Linked DNA regions of Homo sapiens: region 2 is linked to region 1. The links are chromatin contacts, found by Hi-C or POLR2A ChIA-PET in ENCODE. All regions are on one chromosome and are shown on one strand. Each heading gives the region's core, a stretch centred on a gene start or an enhancer-like site at or near the end of the contact. The rest is flanking DNA. Distances are from core to core; before and after follow the strand shown.

Region 1 (3,857 bases), core at 389-2,888:
CAGCTACTTGGAGGCTGAGATGGGAGGATCACTTGACCACAGGAGTTCGAGACTGCAGTGAGCTATGATCGTGCCACTGCACTCCAGCCTGGGTGACAGAGTGACACCCCATCTCAAAAAATAAAAAATAGGCCAGGCATGGTGGCCTGGATTACGCCTGTAATCCCAGCACTTTGGGAGGCCAGGATGAGTGGATCACCTGAGGTCAAGAGTTTGAGACCAGCCCGGCCAACATGGTGAAACTCCGTCTCTACTAAACATACAAAAATTAGCCAGGTGTGGTGGCGCACGCCTGTAGTCCCAGCTACTCGGGAGGCTGAGGCATGAGAATGGCTTGAATTCGGGCGACAGAGATTGCAGTGAGCCAAGATGGCACAACTGCACTCCAGCCTGGGTGACAGCGAGAATCCATCTCTAAATAAATAAATTAAACATAGAATAACCAGGCCTGATAATTGTCCATGCCTCATAGTGTTGATCGGAGAGTAAATTACCAGATGTGGATGAAATGCTTAGAACAGTGGCTACAGCTTCAGAGCCTCCAAGTACACTTTTTTCTATTACACACCCCAGCCTCATCATTTAACCATCTGAGATCATGCTGGCAAAAGTGAGTCAGGAGAGGAGGGCTTAAAAAGGAGCCAGGGGCTGAGCACAGTGGCTTACGGCCTGTAATCCCAGCACTTTAGGAGGCCAAGGTAGGCGGATCACTTGAGCCTAGGAGTTCAAGACCAGCCTGGCCAACGTAGCAAGACCCCATCTCCAAAAAGAAAAAAAAAAAGTGGGGGGAGCCAGGAGGTAGAGTCTCTGCCCTGGCCCAGGTATCTGCAGGGTATGCACCATCTGGGAGTCAGAAGTGCTTTCTACAAGGCCTGAGGGTCTTGTTATTGGTGGTACAGCTCTCTGCCCCCCACCTCTGCCCCAACCCCAACTCATGCCAAGTTCTGGCCTCCTACTTCTCATGTCTGTATTCCTACTGGGATACAATAGAATCCCCCAGGGCTGTGGGTTCACACCTCAGGGGCAGATATATTGGTTCTAGCTAAGCCAGAACTTAGGAGGAGAAAGTATCTGGAGAAGATTTCTAGAACTCAGAACTGTGCTTAGAGGCTGGCCAGCGACCCCTTGGTCAGTGCCTATCATGTGGGCCTTCCAGTCCGGGCAGCCCGTGAGGGCATCTGACCGCTCCCTGACATCTGCCTCCACCCCCAATGCCCCCCCAGGGAATGGTGTAAGTCCCTGATGCTGTCTCGAACCCACATCTCCCCGACCCTGTTCTCCCTGATAAATAAATAAAACTGTAAATAATAAAACTGCAGGCTGGGCACAGTGGCTTACACTTGTAATCCTAGCACTTGGAAAGGCTGAGACAGGAGGATCACTTGAGGCCAGGAGTTTGAGACCAACCTGGGCAATATAGTGAGACCCTATTTCTACAAAAAATAAAATAAATAGCCAGGCCTGGTGGTATGCACCTGTAGTCCTAGCTACTGAGGAGGCTGACGGAGGAGGATCACTTGAGCCCAGGAATTGGAGGCTGCAGTGAGCTATGATCACGCCACTGCACTCCAGCCTGGGCGACAGAGCCAGACCCTATCTCTGAAAACAATAATAAAACGACAACCAATGCTGACTGTGTCTCCATCACTGGGTGGGGCTGAGGAAGCAGGCCTCAGAAAGGAAGCCAGTTTTCCCCCAAAATTATTCCCTGAGGCTGCCTCTGGGCCTGTGGATCCAGATGTGTGGGGGCCTTCAGGAGTGGCAGGGGAGTGGGGCCTCCAGCGTGAAAACAGAAGTCACCGTCAGCCTTGCACCCCCGGCTCTGCCTCCCAGGACTGGTGTTTTTGCCTCTGTTTTAATTTCCTGCTGGGTCCTCCCTTGGACATTGTCAGGTATGCAGGCTGGGACATCCCTTCTTTCCTCCTACATTCCCCCTAGAGCCCAAGGCTCTGTCCGTGGTCCAGCCACTCCATGGCAGGGAAGCTGTACCTCCATAATCAGCTGCCTGAGGGCCCCTGACCCACCACCAGGCACCACCCTGGTGGGGCTGAGGTTAGAAGGGAAAGAATGCCAGAACTCCAGTCCTGGAGGCAGGAGAGTGTGTGAGCCCAGCCCCGCCCTCTCAGACTCTCAGACCTTTATTTCATCCTCATTTTCCTGGCTAGAGGTTCCATGCATCATTTTTTTTTTTTTTTTTTTCAGATGGAGTCTCACTCTATTGCCCAGGCTGGAGTGCAGTGGTGCTATGTCGGCTCACTGAAACCTCCGCCTCTCAGGTTCAAGCAATTCTCCTGCCTCCGCCTCCCAAGTAGCTGGGATTACAGGCATGCACCACCACACCTGGCTAGTTTTTGTATTTTTAGTAGAGACGGGGTTTCACCATGTTGGCCAGGCTGGTCTCAAACTCCTGACCTCAGGTGATCCACCTGCCTGGGCTTCCCAAAGTACTGGGATTATAGGCTTGAGCCACCACGCCCGGCTGGTTCCATGCATCTTACCTGGATGACTTGGGTCCCTAAATGGGCCCCTGGGTGCCCAGCCTCCCCTCCTCCAATACATTCTCTGATAATCTGACCTTGTCATGACCATTGGGGCACCTGTTGCCCACAGGGTAGAGGCCAGGTGCCTGAGGACAGCACTGAAGGCCGTGCACCTCCACCTCCAGCCTCCAGTCACCTCACCTAGCTCACTGCTCTCTCTCCTGCAAAGTCTCTCCTGCTTCCCTCCCTAAGGGAAGGGCTGGCCGCTCACTGCTTGGGCCCCCTTGATTTCTAAGACACCTGTGAAGGGTCCCACAAGGCCAGGCACAGTGGCTCTTGTCTGTAATCCCAGCGCTCTGGGAGGCTGAGGCAGGAGGATCACTTGAGGTCAGGAGTTCAATGTGGACAACACAGTAAGACCCTGTCTCTACAAAAAAATTTAAAACTTAGCTGGCATTGGTGGCGCATGCCTATAGTCCCAGCTACTTGGGAGGTTGAGGTAGGAGGATCGCTTGAACCCAGGAGTTCAAGTCTGCAGTGAGCTATGATTGCACCACTGCACTCCAGCCTGGGTGATAGAGCAAGACCCCAACTCAAAAAAAAAAAAAAGGATCCCACGGTTCACCTTGTGCTGCCACGATCGGTTGGCAGCTCTGCTCTGTGCCGTCCTGTGCCTGTCACTGAGTAAGATGCAGGAGAAGTTGGGCAAAAGCCCTCAGGATAAACGAATAAGTCATTCAGAGTAGGTGCTGGTGGGAAATGGGCTTGAGTCACTCACCTGGGGCCAGAAGAGGCCCCCAGGGAGTTGTGAGCAGATTAGACCCTCCAAGACCGCCCCAGGGGTTGGCCCATGCTTTCCCTAACTGTGCAAAAATGGTTTGGGATAGGCTGGGTGCCGTGGGTCACGCCTGTAATCCCAGCACTTTGGGAGGCTGAGGCAGGTGGATCACCTCAAGTCAGGAGTTCGAGACCAGCCTGGCCAACATGGTGAAACCCCATCTCTACTAAAAATACAGAAATTAGCTGGGTGTGGTTGCACACGCCTGTAATCCCAGCTACTCAGGAGGCTGAGGGAGGAGAATCCCTTGAACCCGGGAGGCGGAGGTTCATGGGGAACCCAGCAGGAAATTAGAATAGAACCAAAAACGCCAGTCATGGGAGGCAGAGCTGGGGGAGCGAGGCTGACAATGACTCCTGTTTTCACGCTGAGAGACCCCACTCCCCTGCTGAGATCGCGCCACTGCACTCCAGCCTGGGCGACAGAGCAAGACTCCATCTCAAAAAAAAAGTTAATTAATTAATTAGATTAAAGTACAACAATTAGCAGGGCATGGTGGTGCACGTCTGTAGTCCCAGCTACTCAGGAGGCTGAGGCAG
Region 2 (3,745 bases), core at 761-3,260, 40 kb after region 1:
CCACTTCTCTTTGCTGCCCCGCCACCAGCTCCCCACAGCTCCTCCCTGCGTATGGGCCCAGCCACCCTTCTCCAGTTCCCTTTTGGGCAAACACGAGGGCTCTCCCCGGACCCAGGCCAGCTTCCGCTCCTTTTAGTTCTCCTCTCACCCTGGGGGTACAGCAGTCCCTGCCAGCTTGAGGGGACTGTGGGAAGGCAGCGCCCCACCTCTCCTTCCCCAGAGCAGGGGCTCCAGACCCCAGGGATGTGGCAGAGCTGCCAACTTCCTGTGTGACTCCAGCAAGTCAGGCTTGCCTACCTGGGCCTCAGTTTCCCTACTTGTAAAATGAGAAGAATTGCCCACGCCACGTCTGCCTCCCCTGGGGCCACCCTGGAGTGCATGACCAGGTGAGAAGGAGGGATGGGCTGTCATGAGTGGGAGGTGGTGAGGCAGAGAGACTGGCCAGGATGGAGCGGGGACAGCCTGGGAGGCCTGGCTTTGCAGCATGGACAGGGCCCTTCAGGCCTGGCCCTGGTAAGCTCTTCTGCTGACGTCCCCATAGCGGAGGAACCCGTACAGCCCCACTGGTCGGGGCCAAGCTCTTGGTGGGCTCCAGTTTTATCTAGGACATCCCCACATCGTCTCCTCTGTAAACGTTCCACTTTCATCTCAGTTTAAGGAACTATGTCAAATTACATGCTGCTAGCTGGGCACAGTGGCTCACGCCTGTAATCCCAGCACTTTGGGAGGCCAAGGCAGGAGGGTCACTTGCATCCAGGAGTTCGAAACCAGCCTGGGAAACATAAAGAGATCCTGTCTCGACAAAAAATAAAAAATTAGCCAGGCATGGTGGCGTGTGCCTATAGTCCCAGCTACTCAGGAGGCTGAGGTGGGAGGATCCCTTGACCCTGGGAGTTGGAGGCTGTAGTGGGCTATGATTTTGTCATTGTACTCCAGCCTGGGCAACAGAGTGAGACCTTGTCTCAAAAAAAAAAAATTACATGCCACCGAGGAAGATCATTCCACTTACACTCACCTCTCACCCCCACCAGAATTGTTTGAGGCCCATTTTGAGAAGCTCAGCTGTGGGTGAAATGCCTGCCAGGCACAGGGCTGTGATCCCTTTTCAGGGGGTACAAGTGGAGAAAAGCCAGAAGCCTCAAATACAGTAGCACCACTTGTCATTGTCCTCTTTGATCTCCTGCTAAGCCTCTCTCTTCTGTGGGGTCTCCTGTCACCCAGTGGGTGCTATGGTGGGATGGGCTTCCTGGAGAGGATGACCTGAGCCAGGCCTGGATGCTAGTGTAGGACTGACCTCTGCAGAGGGTACTGGGGTGGACATGGGGAGGGACTGAAGAGCGGCAGGCACAGGAACAGGTCCCTTTTTGCCTTCTCAGGAAGAAGTACCATCACTTCTGAGCTGTGTGATCTTGGATAAGTTAACCTACTATCTCTGATCTTGGATAAGTTAACTTGCTATCTCTGATCTTGGATAAGTTAACTTGCTACCTGTGATCTTGGATAAGTTAACTTACCATCTCTGATCTAGATAAGTCAACTTACTATCTCTGATCTTGGATAAGTTAACTTGCTTGTCTCTGATTTTAGATAAGTTAACTTACTGTCTTTGATCTTGGATGAGTTAACTGTCTTTGGGTCTCCATTTCTTTGACGTGATACAGAACAAGGACATCCTCCATGATCCTCCCTTCTGCTGCCCAAGACTTGAGAGTCATTTCCTTGTCGCCAATCACACACAGGCACACACCCTCTGGCCCCTGCCTCCCTCTCTCAGCCTTCCCCACCCCCTCTCTACCCTTCCAACTCTGTCTTGAGCTCTTGAAAGCTCAAAATAAAGCCACCCTTTCTCAAGTTTCTAAAGATATCACAATTCCAGCGCCAGCCACATGTTTCTCCACTGAATTATCTCTGCTTGTCTTTGTTAATTAGGGTTCAGTAATGATCTCCCTTCTGCCTTCCCAGGGAGAGCTGGCATCTGCGGGGCGGGGCTTGGAGGCCTTTGTGGGCAGACGAGACGCCCTACTGCCGGGCCCAGAGTTGGCCCGACGCCTCCTTTCTTCTGAAGTGGCAGAGTGGGCCATGAAATGATGGCATGTTGGGGAGACCCTGCCCTTTTCTGGCTGGTGGGGACTTAGCTGGGGTCATTGCAACACCATTCTGCCCCCCAACCTTCCACACGTCGGGGAAGGGAACTCCAAGGTTTTTAGCCTTTATTAGATGGGCTTCCAGGCTGGGTGCGGTTGCTTACACTTGTCATCCCAGCACTGTGGGAAGTTGAGGCAGGCGGATTGCTTGAGCAATCCTGGAGTTCGAGACCAGCCTGGGCAACATGGCAAAATCCCATCTTGACAAAAAATGAGCCAGGCATGAGGGCACATGCCTGTAGTCCCAGCTACTCAGGAGGTTAAGGCAAGAGGCTCACTTGAGCCCAGGAGGTTGAGGCTGTGGTGAGCCGTGATCGTGCCACTGCCCACCAGCCTGGGCAACAGAGCAAGACCTTCTCTCAAAAAAAAAAAAAACGATTAAAATTTAAAATAGACAGGGGCTTTCCGGACCCGAAAGGGAGCAGGGTTGGGGGCGCCTTTAGAGTCTTTTGCAACATCCCAGAAAGCCTCCCAGAAACCCTTTCCCCAGCGAAGACCACCCAAGCTGACAAGAGCAACCAGCACCTTTATTTGGGCTGGAATGAGATCAGCACCGAGGGGTCGCCAGGCACCTTGTGCAGAACAGAAGCTGATGCGTGTGTCTGAGCCATAGAAGTAGAGCAGGGGCAGGGTGGTAACCATGGCTCAGCACATGTGGTTTACTGGGTGTACCCGATCCTTCCAGCCTTGTGGGGAGGGGTGTGGGGACAAAAGAGGAGGGAGGTGGAGGTTGGGGGCCATGCAGGCCTAGCCCTCTAAGAACCTTCGTGTCATGGAGAGGGCTCAGCACCACCCACAGCAGACTTCGTGTGGCCCCAACAGAGGCCTTGGGGGCGCAGGTGCAGTCACTCATTTGTGCACAGGCCCAGGTGTCTCACTGGGGCCAGCACTGTGCCAGATACTGGTCTTTTATTATTATTTCATTATTCTTTTTGTTTGTTTCTGTTTTGTTTTGTCTTTGAGACAGAGTTGCGCTCTTATTGCCCAGGCTGGAGTGCAGCAGTGCAATCTCAGCTCACTGCAACCTCCGCCTCCCGGGTTCAAGCAATTCTCCTGCCTTAGCCTCCTGAGCATCTGGGATTACAGGCATGCACCACCACACCAAGCTAATTTTTTTTTTTTTTTTTTTTTTTGTATTTTTAGTAGAGACTGGATTTCACCATGTTGGCCAGGCTGGTCTCGAACTCCTGACCTCAGGTGATCCACCTGCCTCGACCTCCCAAAGTGCCGGGATTACTGGTGTGAGCCACTGAGCCCGGCCTCATTATTCTTATTTAATATTTTTGTAGGACAGCATCTTGCTTCATTGCCCAGGCTGGTCTAGAACTCCTGGCTTCAAGGGATCTCACCGCCTTGGTTTCCCAAAGTGCTGGGATTACAGGCGTGAGCCACTACACCGGGCCTAGATACTGGAATTTTTTTTTTTTTTTTTTTTTAAGGCAGGGTCTCTCTCTGTCACTCAGGCTGGAGTGCAGTAGCACGATCACGGCTCACTGCATCCTCGACCTCCCTAAGCTCAAGTGATCCTCCTGCCTCAGCCTCCCAAGTAGCTGGGACTGGAGGCGTGCACCACCGTGCCAGGCTAATTTTTGTATTTTTTT

Evidence for each region. A loop is a pair of places that touch in the nucleus more often than their neighbours do. ChIA-PET counts read pairs that join two places held with the same protein, here RNA polymerase II (POLR2A). Pooled maps may share reads with other maps.
Region 2: POLR2A ChIA-PET joins it to region 1 with 10 read pairs in Panc1. The contact joins the enhancer-like site here to the promoter of WBSCR23 in region 1. A Hi-C loop is called at or near these places in 5 of 50 pooled maps. POLR2A ChIA-PET finds 5 or more read pairs at or near these places in 12 of 52 experiments (A549, Caco-2, H1 and 8 more).

Annotation. Positions count from the first base shown.
Region 1 is chr7:74,530,954-74,534,810 of GRCh38, forward strand. WBSCR23 (Williams-Beuren syndrome chromosome region 23) reads left to right here and starts at 1,639. Exons shown (of 1, transcript XR_007060383.1): 1 at 1,639-2,260. All of the region lies in intron 9 of GTF2IRD1 (GTF2I repeat domain containing 1), which reads left to right.
Region 2 is chr7:74,570,897-74,574,641 of GRCh38, forward strand. All of the region lies in intron 22 of GTF2IRD1 (GTF2I repeat domain containing 1), which reads left to right. Among named protein-coding and RNA genes, the nearest start is that of MIR10525, 23 kb to the right of the region's middle. Within about 2 kb of position 2,011, at least 4 of the 41 ENCODE cell types and tissues checked have a DNase peak (open chromatin) inside an H3K27ac peak, as active enhancers do.